2 separate regions of the Homo sapiens genome follow, and region 2 is linked to region 1. A link is a loop called in an ENCODE intact Hi-C map of the cell type or tissue named here. Cell type or tissue: OCI-LY7. All regions are shown on one strand. Each heading gives the region's core, and the rest is flanking DNA. Links, peaks and the distances in the headings are about the cores only.

What was found. Hi-C counts contacts between places; a loop is a spot of excess contacts. Peaks named below come from ENCODE experiments on the same cell type or tissue, not always from the same donor. Only the 100,000 strongest peaks of a DNase experiment are listed, where the experiment ranks them.
Region 2: it touches region 1 in a loop (3-fold over the local background); 4 of 110 quality-filtered maps call a loop at or near these places.

The regions. Positions count from the first base shown.
Region 1 is chr22:19,770,055-19,776,524 of GRCh38, forward strand. It overlaps a transcript of TBX1 not described here. Among named protein-coding and RNA genes, the nearest start is that of TBX1, 13 kb to the left of the region's middle. RefSeq lists a silencer at 842-1,013. In OCI-LY7, for the core only: CTCF peaks have their summits at 3,033 and 3,232 (motif pointing left); a DNase peak (open chromatin) is centred at 3,097; H3K4me3 peaks cover 1,579 bases; H3K27ac peaks cover 2,022 bases.
Region 2 is chr22:19,888,219-19,894,688 of GRCh38, forward strand. The region is part of intron 11 of TXNRD2 (thioredoxin reductase 2); the gene reads right to left. Among named protein-coding and RNA genes, the nearest start is that of RTL10, 37 kb to the left of the region's middle. RefSeq lists enhancers at 2,338-2,846, 2,847-3,355, 3,356-3,863, 3,864-4,372 and silencers at 4,097-4,506, 4,673-4,877. In OCI-LY7, for the core only: a CTCF peak has its summit at 3,295; DNase peaks (open chromatin) are centred at 2,963, 3,533, 3,863 and 4,283; H3K4me3 peaks cover 2,365 bases; H3K27ac peaks cover 2,500 bases.

The DNA.
Region 1 (6,470 bases), core at 1,909-4,408:
CCCCCACAGGCTCCCCCTCAGCTGTTGGACTTCCCCCAAACATCCTCCTCCAGGTTCCCTAGCTGGTCCAGAGGCCCCGTTGCCCTCCCCTAGCCTGGCTGCAGACGTCCAGCTGCCAGGACTCAGGAGGACGAGAGACCAGAAGGGCCCCCAGACTCCTCACTCCCAAAAACTCTCCAAAAACAACAGATGCACAACGCAGGAAATAGATAGATTCTTGACTAAGCGGGGGTGGGGACCATCCACACCCCCTTCACACCACTGCATCCCACGGAAGGGTTCTAGGACCCCAGGGCCTGGGGGTGCAGCTGGACGATCCTGCAGTAGCCCCGCTCCCTGTTTTCAGAAGACCCCCCCACGGCTGCCCTCTGCAGCATGTGCCCCTTTGTCGAAGGGACAATGGGCACTCCATTGCCCAGAGAGGCTTCTCACCCAGGAAAGCACTGGAGGTGCAGAGGCAGGAGCACGCGGGGGCTTGGCTGCGGGACAAGGCGAGTCTGTTTGGTGGCACCTTGAGCTGCGGAGGAAGACAAGACCCTGGCCCGGTGGAGATGAGACCCTGGCCTGGTGGGCTTCAGGCCCCACCCTGCGGCGCACCCTCCAGCTGGGGAAGTCCATGGGGTGTGTGGGATCCATGCGATGACAGTTGTATGAGGCTGAGGCCCTGATCTCCAGGTGTGCCGCAGATCAAAGCACCCGCATACCAGAGAATTCCACGTAGCCACAGTTGCCAAGGGCAGAGGCAGCCTCACCTCTCACTGGTGGAGGGAGAGTGATGGGTGAGGAGCTGCTTCTAGGACGAAAGGGATGGCTCCAGTGTGTCAGGCAGTGCAACCCAACCAGGAGCTGGGCACCAGGGGAGAGCATGTGGCCCGTGTTCCAGAGACTCTGTGTTCCAGAGACTCAGTTTTCCCTTCAGCTGTGGTGCTGACCTCCGCCCTGTGTGGAGAAGCTCTCTGTCAACAGTGGAGGCCTGTGTCAGCCATGGGCACGGGGACGTTCATTCCTGCTTCTCTCCTCCCTGTGGGTTCCAATGAGGCGGTGTGCTCGGGCAGGGTCCACAAGCATCTGCACCATCCTGCCTCTCCTCCTTGCCAAGCTCCTTCACCCCCCGCCCTGAAGGAGCATCCTGCAGAGCCTGGCCAAGGAGCAGGTGGGGGCACGGCCCCCCAGCCTGGCATAGTGGCACCCAAGCCTAGGGAGGGCAGGATGAGACCTTTTTCCTTGGTGCTACCTCACACATTTTCTGGATTTCAAAAAACACAACTGGTGCCTTTGATTCAATTCCCTTTCCTGCTTGTTGTACTACTTCAAACCAGATGGGCTCCTCAGATGAAACTCCGGAGACTCAGTGTCTCTCTTTAACCGCTGCCAGGTCTGTGTGTGGGAAACAGCAGAACCAGAAATATTTTGCTAAAACCAGCCCATGTGGGGGAGAGGCTTAGCTTTTAATAGCAGTAATTAAATTATCTTCTTAATTATAAAGGGTGATGGCATTGTCAACATGCTTTATCTATCAGCTTTCAATTGCACAAAGTAAGCACGTAATCCTCTCCTCCCGGCCCCACTGGCATCCTCTGCTCTGTGGCCAGCCCAGGCCCCCTTCCTGCAGTGCAGACCCCCAGAAGCTTTGGGGTGCATCTCCCCATTTCACCAGTTCTGAGGTGCACAGGGTTTTTTGCCTGCATTTCAACACCTCTGAAGTTGGTGTTCTCTTATTCAAAGTGGGGGGTCTCAGCCTAACTGAAGGATCTTGGCTGCACATGAAACCATGGTGCAGTGGCAGTTGCCAGGGTGCTGCAGTTGAGGCCCATGTCGGTGCGCCCACTGTGGCCTCGGGCAACGCTGGGTGCCAGCATGTTGCTCTGGGTGACTTTCTTGCAGGTGGTGACTCCGGCTTCTGTCTCCAGCCCTTACAGTGGCCCTGTCCTTCCAGGACCTTACTCTTCATTCACATCATTTCTCAGGACACTCCTCCCTGCACATCCCTAGTCTTCCCCATCTCCTCTTCATTCCTCTGTCATTCTAGCTTCAGTTCCTCTCAACAGTTTTTTTGTTTGTTTTTTGAGATAGAGTCTTGCTCTGTCGCCCAGGCTGGAGTGCAGTGGCACAATCTCAGTTCACTGCAACTTCCGCCTCCTGGGTTCAAGCGATTCTCCTGCCTCAGCCTCCCAAGTAACCGGGATTACAGATGTCCGCCACCACGCCCGGCTAATTTTTGTCTTTTTAGTAGACATGGGTTTCACCATGTTGGCCTTTTTTTCTTTTTGAGACAGGGTCTTGCTCTGTTGCCCAGGCTGGAGTGCAGTGGTGTGATCATGGCTCACTGTAGCCTCGAACTCCGGGGCTCAAGCCATCCTCCAGACTCAGCCTCCTGATTAGCTGGGACTACAGGCGTGTGCCACCACACCCTGCTAATATTTTGTAGAGACATATGAGTCTTGCTATGTTGCCCAGGCTGGTCTTGAACTCCTGCCTCTTGAACTCTTGGCCTCAAGTGATCCTTTGGCCTCAGCCTCCCAAATTGCTGGCATTACAAGCGTGAGCCACCGTGCCCAGCCCTCTTCTCAAATAGTTTTTTTTTCCCCTCCGTTTCTGAATTCATCCTTTATCTCAGAATATGTTTTCCGGATTACTCCCCCAAGACAAGCTTTTTTTCTTGTGACATCATCACAGAACGAAGATGGTGACAGCAGCAGGGCCACAAAACAGTCCCCAGTCTACCCAGTTGCTCATGGCTGTGGTTTGGACCTTCAGCCATGAGGCAGTACGTCTTCCCAGGGCAGGGTAGGGACCTTCACCGCGGGGCTGGGTCTCAGGAGCTGCCGGGCGCCCTTCTCCAGCCCGCCTTTGTGATAAGGGACAGAATCGGGGTCACTGGCAGGACACAGGTCCCCTTCCCTGTCGCCTCAGGCTGGTGGGATTCCTGCACCCGAGTGCTGCTGGGGCTGCAGGCGAGGCCTGGGCTACACAGGAAGCCCGGGCACCGCAGAGTGGCCGCTAGCTGGTGGCATTGTTCCTCCACGGATTCAGAGCTTACGAGCACGGGCGTTGAGCTGAGGCAAAATACGGAAACAGCCACTTCCATGCAAATAATCACCCTTCTGATAACAATAAGTCAAGTCTCAAGGGACTAAGAAAAACAAGCAGCTTTATTAAGATGCAGCTGACCGATCTGAAAGCCTGCCTGCTCCGCCACCTCCTGGGAGAGCCTGCAGGGCCCGAGCTCTGGGGACAAGAGCTGCTGCTCAGGCCCCAGAGGAAGGTCTAGGTGGGAAATGGGCCGCCAGGAGGTGGACACCAACACATAGGAGCACATCCCAAGACACCCATCACCCTGTGTGGTGGGTGCTGGAAAGAAACAGCCTAGTTATGAGAGAGACTTGCAACTGGGGGCACCCTAGCACCCCACGGAGGCATTTCCAGGTGGCCCCTCCAGCTTGGCTGTGTGGGCTTCCTTGGAGGACCCTCCCTCCAGGCGGCCAGCCAGAAGGGGCCATCTCCAGGCAGGCACCCCCTTCAGGAGAGCCCATGCCCAGTCACTGCCTGGGAAGCTTACTGCAGGGCTGGCCCCCACCTGCCACTGTCACCTCCTGACCTCCACCTGCTCTCCTGGGTCCTCAGGCCTCACACAGTCCTGTCCTTCTAACAGGTGACTGCAGGATGGAGCCCCAGGCATCTCGGCATCCTGATGCGGTCACTGCCAGGAGGGGAGTGGTCTCAGGGTGGGCCAGACCCCTGGACACCAGCGTGGTCTCCTTCCTGAGCTGCCGAGGGAGATTTGCCTGGCAAAGCCCACCTGGCCCCTCGGCCCTCAGCCGCCGAGTTTCCCTCCTGCAGTGGGAGGTTTCCCACGACTGGAGGGAAGCAGTGGCTATTCCAGTAGTAGCTGTTTCTCATGCACAGGTCTCTTCCCCAGAAAGAATTTGAGCTGCAGGACAGAGATCCTATCACATATATACCCAGAAGGTGATTCAAGGTGAATATTAAAGACTTGGATATCCATTAGGATGATGATGATTTTAAAAAACAAAAACAGAAAACAACACGTGTTGGTGAGGACATGGAGCCCCTGGAAGCCGTCTACACTGCTGGTGGGACTGTAAGATAGTGCAGCTTCTGTGGGGAACAGTGTCATGGGTCCTTGAAAAATTATACAGTTGTTAGGGAGAGTGAAGCAGGAGGACTGCTTGAAGCCAGGAGTTCAAGACCCGCCTGGGCGGGCCTAGGCACCTGTAGTCCCAGCTACTCAGGAGGCTGAGGCAGGAGGATCGCTTGAGCCCAGGAGTTCCAGGCTGCAGTGAGCTACGATCACACCACTCCACGCCAGCCTGAGTGACAGAGCAATATCTTGTCTCTAAAATCAATTAAAATTCTACATAGAACCGTATGTTCCAGGAATTCCACTTCTGGGAAAATACCCAAGAGAATTGAAAGCAGAGTCTCAAAGAGATATTTCTCCACCCATGTTCATAGCAGCATTACTCAAATAGCAAAAGGTGGAGGCGAGCCGAGCGTCCACCGATAAGTGAACGGATCAACAAAATGTGGTGTGTGTGTACCGTGGAGTATTATCCAGCCTTAAAGAGGAAGGGAATTCTGTTACATGCTACAACAGGGATGAACCCTGAGGTCCTTATGCTCCGTGAATTGAGCCGGTCACAAAGGACACATTTTGTACTGTACAATTCCACTTGCATGAGGCACCTCAAGTAGTCAGATTCAAGAAACAGACAGGAGAATGGGGATTGTTAGGGACTGGGGGAGAGGAATGGGGAGTTGGCGTCTAGTGGGGACAGAGGTTCCATTTTGCGTTCATCTGGAGGTGGACGCACAGCATCGGGAATACACAATGCCACTGAATTGTGTACTTCAACATGGTCACAATGGCACATTCTTTATTTTTTGTAGAGACAGGGTGTCACTGTGTTGCCCAGGCTAGCCTCGAACTCGGGTTCAGGCTCTCCTTCCACCTCGGCCTCCCAAAGTGCTGGGATTATAGGTGTGAGCCACCACACCTGGCCAAATTTGTGGGTTTTTTGGTTTTTATGTTTTTGAAACAGAGTTTCTCCCTTGTCACCTAGGCTGGAGTACAGTGGCGCGATCTTGGCTCACTGCAACCTTTACCTCCTGGGTTCAAGCGATTCTCCTGCCTCAGCCTCCCAAGTAGCTGGGATTACAGGCACCTGCCAACACACCCAGCTAATTTTTTCTATTTTTAGTAGAGACGGGGTTTCACCATGTTGGCCAGGCTGGTCTCGAACTCCTGACCTCAGGTGATCCGCCCACCTCAGCCTCCCAAAGTGCTGGGATTACAGGAGTGAGGCGCTGCGCCCAGCCAAAATTTGTGTTTTTAAATGTATGTTTAACAATTTAAAAATCCTAGATCATCCACAGTTTGCAAAAGCCACTGCTATCCATCTTGGATTGACCAATTCCCTACCTGCCTCTAAAGCGGTGGTTTTTTAACAGGAGCAGTCTTGCCCCCTGGGGTGTTTGACAGTGCCTGGGACACTGGGTGGGGGTGCTTCTGGCATCTGGTGGGTGGAGGTGGGGTATGCTTTTCACCTCCTGCAATGCACGCTCGGAACCACAGGTCCGGAGCCATGGGGCTGCTGTGGCGAGGTCTTCCCACATGGCCGCACCCTGTCTGAAGGAGCTAGTGGTGGGGCCCCGAATATTCTGAGGCCAGGAGCTCCCAAGTCCCACCTGGCATGAAGCGGTGCCCCAGGGCCCTCTCCGCACTCCTCCCCCTGCCCAAGTGGGCCCAGACTCCCCAGTGAGGCCGCATGGCCTGGAGTGCTCGCCTGGAGCCTGAGGGGTCTGGCTGCTGTGAGGTGGGCTTCGAGGGTGGCTGCCAGGCTGTGCTGGAGAGGGCTGGGCATCAGAAGGCTGGTGACAGCCTTGCAGGGAGACGGAGGGTTACCGGAGCCATCCCTGGAGGTGGCCCCTCCAAGTGCTCGGGCCCCAGGCAAGTCCCACCGGCTCCCGAGTGGAAGGTGTAAGCCACGTGGGCACAGGTGGGAGGGAGTTCTCACCACCCATGGCTGCTAGTGCCCCTGAAACCACCTGGAAGTCCCAGCGGCTTCCCCAGGGACAGGCAGTGCTGTGGCCCGTGTCCACCCCAGCTCTGGGGCCTGTGCTCGTGGCTCCGTGTCTGCCCGTGGTCTCCCTCTCTCTCAGGGGTGGTTTCTCTGTCCCTACCCAATATGGTGCTCTATAGCTTTCCTTAGGATCCTAGCTCCTCAGGAGGAAGACGTGTGGCCCCTTGCTCCAGGAAGGCCCAGTCCTCCCTCACTGGGGGTGGGAGGGTAAGGCAAAAGTGCCAAAGTGTCCATCCCATGAATGCAAGACACACAGTGCCTGCTCTAGAAGAGCTCATGTTCCAGCAGGGACAGCTAACACCCAGGGGCCTGCACGGGGTGGAGGGCTCTTCAGAGGCAGGATCACCTCGGAGATGGGTGCAGGGG
Region 2 (6,470 bases), core at 1,980-4,479, 120 kb after region 1:
GTGCAGGGCAGCCCTCCTCTGATCACAATGAGAGCCCCACCAGCTGCTGTCAATGGCCCAGGAGATGGAGGGCAGCCACCATGCTTGTCCAGCCAGCCTGGCCCCAAGGAGGGACCAGAGAAGGCTGAAGCCCAAAAACCACCCACACAGTCACCATGGGTCACTCCCATCTATTCTGATGGACACAGGGACACGGGGACGGCCAGCCGCATGCAGTATCATGCGCCTCTCTCATCCATGATGGGAAGAACAGGCATGCCCTCTGATTTCACGCCCGCCTGGGACACATTTTCCCAAGAGAAGAGCAAGGAGGCAGCGCCCCAGGTGAGAGGTAAGTGCCAGCAGGAGTACAGCAGGGTGAGCCAGTGGCTGTGATCCAGACAGAGGCAGCCAGGGCCAAGCACTGCGCCTGAGGACGAGGGTGTGGGAGTGGGAGGCTCCAGGGCCGGTGGGCGATGCGAGGCGGGCACGGCTTCACACACAGGCCCTGTGGGCCACCTGGCGACTGTCTCATGAGGCATGTGGCCCCCAGAGCCAGCCACCCTCACGGGGCCTGGCCTGCCACTTGCCCCAGTGAGGCACCTTGGACCAGGCACAGAGGAGCGTATGCCTTTGGAACTGGACTTAGATTCTTGAAGCTTATTATTTTAAAATATTTATCTTCTTTTTTTTTTTTTTTCTGGAATCGCACCTTCTCAATGAGCCCCGGGCCCCTACCCGCAGCTATGAGCCCACCAGGGGGAAGGGGACGCACCTGCCCTGCTGGCCTCAGGTCCCATCGAGACGCCATGTTAGTTGAATAAATGAGTGAGCCCCTGGGCCTCAATGGGACCTGATTGGCCACTTGCTGTGACTGCCAGCAGCCACCAGGGACCCCTAGGCCGTTCCAGGGATGTCTCATACCCAGGGCGGCTCCTTGGGGGGTGGGGGTGAGCTTCCCCTCAGGCAGCATAAGGGCCTTTCCTACTCAAGCTGCCTATGTGCATTATGATGTGTAAGACCCCACAGTCAGCCTTGGAGTACGGCGCAGCCCCCAGCTCAGGCCCAGAGGACCCCCAGGAAGGAGCGTGCTCTGTGGCGAGTGGTCATTATTGCTTTAACAGTTATTATTAGACCGGGTGCAGTGGCTCACGCCTGTAATCCCAACACTTTGGGAGGCTGAGGCGGGCGGATCATGACGTCAGGAGTTCGAGACCAGCCTGGCTAACACAGTGAAACCCTGTCTCTACTAAAAATACAAAAATTAGCTGGGCGCGGTGGCGGGTGCCTGTAATCCCAGCTACTTGGAAGGCTGAGGCAGGAGAATCGCTTGAATTCGGGAGGTGGAGGTTGCGGTGAGCCAGATCGCGCTCCTGCACTCCAACCTGGGCAACAGAGCTAGACACCGTCTCAAAAACAAACAAAAAACAATTATTATTATTATTATTATTATTAATTATTTGAAAAGAGGTTTCACTCTGTTGCTCAGGCTGGTCTTGAACTCCTGGGCTCAAATGATCCTCCCACCTTGGCATTCCAAAGTGTTGGGATTACAGGCATGAGCCACCTCACCCGGCCCTTTAACAATTGTTAACATAATTGCAATTGTAACAGGTTGGCTGCCCCAGGGCACCTGCAGACATTAGAGGGTGCATGGTAATATGCATAAATGGTGCTGACCTATCTCTAGAAGACTTTTCACCATGTTGTTCTTTTTTTTTTAATTGGTTTCCACTCAGTTCTAATCATTAAGTACTGAATTTGTCATGGTAACAAGACCCAGTTGGACAACCATGTATGCAGGTGCCGGCTGGCCTGTCAGATAGCTGTGGGCTCTGGACATAAGTGTGAACTAGCCCTCAAGCCAAGCGTGGGGCACCAGGCTGGTGGGTAAGCACAGGGCGCTGCCTCCTGCTACTCTGGCCTGGCCTCTGTGAGGTGTTAGCACCACCATGAGCTAGGGCTGAGCCAACAGTGCTGTCTCAGGAGCAGCAGCGCACGCCCGGGGCCACGTGGTGTGGAGGGGAAGGCCGCAGCCACCGCTCATAGGAAGAGCTCCATGAATGTTCATCTTGGCCCCACTTCAAAAAATATCAAACTCACAATGGAGGCAGATTTGGGTCTCTCTTGATGTCATTAATTACAAACTAAATTTGCACTAAAATAAAAAGGTGTTAGACTATCAAAGAGGGGCCTCCGATCCGTGTCACCTGCTCAGGGATGGCCACTCCACCCTGAGAGCATGGAGGCATGTGGATGCCAGGGTCACTGCTGGGCCCATCCCCACCGGGAAGAGCATAGCCACAAACTTGGTTTCACGCAGCTGCAGCAAGGCGCATCCCTGAGAGCAGTCCTGATGGGCCCACCGCAGCCCCCTCGCCCGGGCAGCATCCACACCCACCGCGGCCCCTAAGCCCCAGCTGCACCCACACCAGCACAGAGGGCATCCAGGAGGAGCCGCCCCTTCCCTCTCACCAGGCTTAGGATGCTCCCACCCATCCCCAGCTTGGTTCTTGCTTTCTGCCCTTTCCTGCTGCCTGGCACTCAACAGAGGGACAATCCGCAGGGACTTGTGTAGCTGAGTCTGCGGTGTACGGGAGCCATCAGCCGAGCACAGCTGAGCAAAGACAGTTGCCTGCCGTGTACATGCCAGCAAACAGTGCCTGGGTGGAGAGAGGAGCCCAGGGCTGCAGCCCACCCTGGCAACAGCTCCCCTCCTGGGCACCGCCAGCCCCCATCATCATCTCCTGGGCACCCCAGTCTCTCTGGCTGTGGTCCAGGCACACGTGCCACGTGGGGGAGACTATACAGGGGCAGGCTGTGGGGGTGGCCTCTGTGTGGTGCCAAGAGGAAGCCGGGAAGCCAAGCTCCCATGCTCCATGCATGTTGTGTTTCAGGCTCTGATGCTGGTTTACACACAGGTGGACATCTCTGAGTTATCTAAGATAAAGCCCAAAGAGGAAATAGCTTCAGTGGCTGGGGTAAGATCCAGACGGATTCCTTCCCTGGGTCTCGTCTCACCTGCCATATCACAAGGCCCCAGGCAGACCTGTGGCCACCCTCCCTGGCACTCAGGCACAACAGCTGCCTGGCTGTGGGACCCCCAGGTTTAGCGAGTCCCCTCCTGTGTCTGCTGGCTCTTCTGGCCATGGGCAGGACTCCTGTGGTGCAGGGAGGGATACGCCAGAGCCTTCAGCATCTCACCCTCAAGAGAGGGACAGAGAACCATCCAGAGGGGCTGGGGACGCCAAAGGGGCACATGAAGATCTCAACTTCCAGTTTTTCAGGGCTGCAGTCCAGAGGCAGTCTGTCCCTTCTTTAAAACCAAATCTAAACTTAACTGCACTTAGAAGCCCCTGCACTGGGAGGCGTTTGCTCAGGATGCCCCAGCCTGGCCCTGCTCCCCTAGACAGCCAGGGATTCAGGCCACAACTGGTTAACTCAGCGGGCGAATTCGAGCCCGCAGCAGTGCTGGCTGACTGTCTTCACTCAGCGCTGTAATCGGCACATCTGCAGACAGGAAATCCTCCTCACTGAAGTTCCCAGTCTATTATCTGAGACACCTGGTGTGGGCGGGTGATTCAGAGACAAACAATGAGCGGGGGCCCCCTGCACAGCAATTAACTGCTTTAACTGCTAATATGTTTAATCCACCACGTGGAGATCAAGGCTGCGTCGAGGAAGGGGCTCTGGTCCTCCTCTGCTTCCAGACTGCAGGGCCCACTTCGCAATGCCAATGTCCATGGTCCTCGCCAGCTGCGGCCAGGCGCCAGGCACACGGGCAACGGGCAGGGCCAGCACTCGGCCCCACACGGGAGCTCTGTGCAGCACCTGGGCCCCTTCTGTGTGTGTGTGCACCGGGCACGGAGGCATCCCCCCTTCCTGTCGGAGCCCAGCTTGTGCGGACGTAGTGCACACCCGGTACAGGAAGCAGAGTCGGAGATGTTGGCATTGCCAGCTGTGCCGCCCCTAGGGCGCTTTATTTTAACCTCCCAGAGTGGATCATCCTTTATTGCAAGTAGAAATAAAGCTTGGTTAAAGGCTTATCGTACAAACCAGCAGAAAACGCTCGCAGTTGCTGACCTGGGAAGTGGCTCCTGAATGTTTACAAAACCTGGCTCTGAGCAGCAGCGAAGTCAGCACATGCCCGAGCGGCCCCCAGCAGGCGCGCAGAAGCCGCGCCGCCCTCGGGAAGCAGGGTCAGAGGCCAAGGACTGTGAAAAGCTTCCACCCCCAGCATCAATCATGCCAGGCAGACTGTCTGGGGGATGCTCATTTTGAAAGTACAAAAAAATAAAACAGACTCCTAGCAAGGGAGGATGGGCGTGCAGGCCACGGCAGCTCTGCTGAGTAGGGAGGGGCCTCGCTTGTTGCCTGCCAGGCTGACGCCCCGGCTTTCCGGGGACACAGCCCCCGGCCCATTGGTCTGCTACATCCCTATGGGCTTGGTCGAGGGCTGCCCCTCGGTTCAATGGCAACAGCTCCCTTATGCTGTGGGTGAACGGAGGTGTCAGCAGACAGAGGAGGAGGGCTAGGGCGCGGTGGGAGGGAGAAACTCGCCACCTCCCCTTTAGAGTGGAGTTTATTTGGGAATGACAGTAGGAGGATAAATTTTGAAAGAAAAATAAAGTGGAGTTTAGGATGAGAACCATCAGTACACTCCAGAGTCCAAAATGTTACCTAATCCTTCGTAGTGTTTATCATAATAAACTTACTTAAAATCTACTTTTACAACGTGGCTGAGAACATTGCTCTTGCTGACTGATCACCTCCGGGCCAAGAGCCCTGCGTGCGCTCAGGCATCTCAGGTCCTCCCCGGTCATCACCTCTGCGCTTGTGTCCACTGCACAAAAGTGAAGCCTCAGCCGCTCCAGGCTGGTTTCCTTTCTGATTTCCCATTCCGAGTGACTGCTTCAGAAGTGCATCACCCTATGACACAGCTTGTGCCTCTGGGAGCCCTCCCCCAGGAGACACTGACCCCTGGCCAGCCCCACGCAAGCCCGGTTAGCTGATGGAGGTGGAGGCAGGTGATCTGAGAGGGACCCTGGCTCTGATCTTGGGCTCTCGCAGGGGACAACGGACCAGGCTCAGCACAGAAAGGCCTCGGAGAACTAACAACACTGACTAGGTTGCTCCCGCCTTCAACATGCAAGTTGACAGGGTGATTGGGAAAACTAGGAGCCTAAACTAGACGGCCAGGCACCGAGGTGGGTAGGACATCTGAGCAGGCATGCTGTGTGTGCCGCCACCCACCCTGACGAGGACCCGCAGCCCTCCTTGCGGCGGCCCATCTGCAATGGCCTCCTCTGCAGCAGGCCTGGGACAGAGCAGTGTCTGGGCGATCCCTGTTGGCTCCAGCTGCCCCTTGCCAGTCCCGTCAGACAGCCCCGGCCCAGGCCTGGGCACAGGTATCCCCTGGCTGTGTCCACACTCCCCACACCTGCTCGGCCACTGCCCCATGCAAAACCGGACCTACACCTGACAGAGAGCAAGAAGGTGAGACCAGACTGTGCCCAGCAAGTTGTAGCCAGCCCACGCCTGGCCGGGAAACGCCCAGGCCTCTGCCCAGCACTGGAAGGGTGATGTCTTTGGAAGCCTTCGAAATGTGACTTCTGGAAAGGCCTGCAAAATGCCACTCCTGGCATGTGATGACCTGCCAGGCCCAAAGGGACCCACTGGGAAACACTGAAAGCCACGAGAAGGCTGGACAGAACTTTAAAAACTCTGTGTCATTTTTATGTGCTGAAAACAGGCGGCTTGTGCACACCCATGTTCACAGCAGCATGATCCACAACAGCCAAAAGACGGAAGCAACCTAAGTGTCCACTGACAGATAATGGACACACATACAACTCAGCCTTCAACAGGAAGGAAATGCTGGCACATGCTACACAAATGCTAACTCTAACAAATGCTGCAACATGGATGCACCCTGAAAACATTGTGCTAAGAGAAATGAGCCAGTCACAAAAGGACAAACACTGCATGATTCTACTTACATGAAGTCCCTCGAGGAGTCAGATCCATAGAGACACACAGTGAAGGGTGAGTGCCCGGGCAGCAGGGAGTGAGTGTTTAATGGGGACAGAGCTCAGTTTGGAGATAATGGAAAAGTTCTAGAGATGGATGGTCATGCTGCTTGTACAATATGAACGTACTTAACACCACTGAACTATATACTTTAAAATGCTTAAGATGATGAATTTGATGTTATGTGTATGTCACCATAATTTTTAAAACTTTCAAATCCATATCATTTTTATGTTAAAAACAACAAACTAGCTTGGCTGGGCACAGTAGCTCAAACCTGTAATCCCAGCACTTAGAAGGCTGAGATGGGAAGATTGATTGAGCCTGGGAGGTGGAGGCTGCAGTGAGCTATGATCACACCACCACACTCCTCCTAGGCAACAGAGAGAGACCCTGTTTCACACGCAAAAAAAGAAAAAAACCTAGCTGGAAAGCCTGAAGCAGCAAAACATTTAATATGC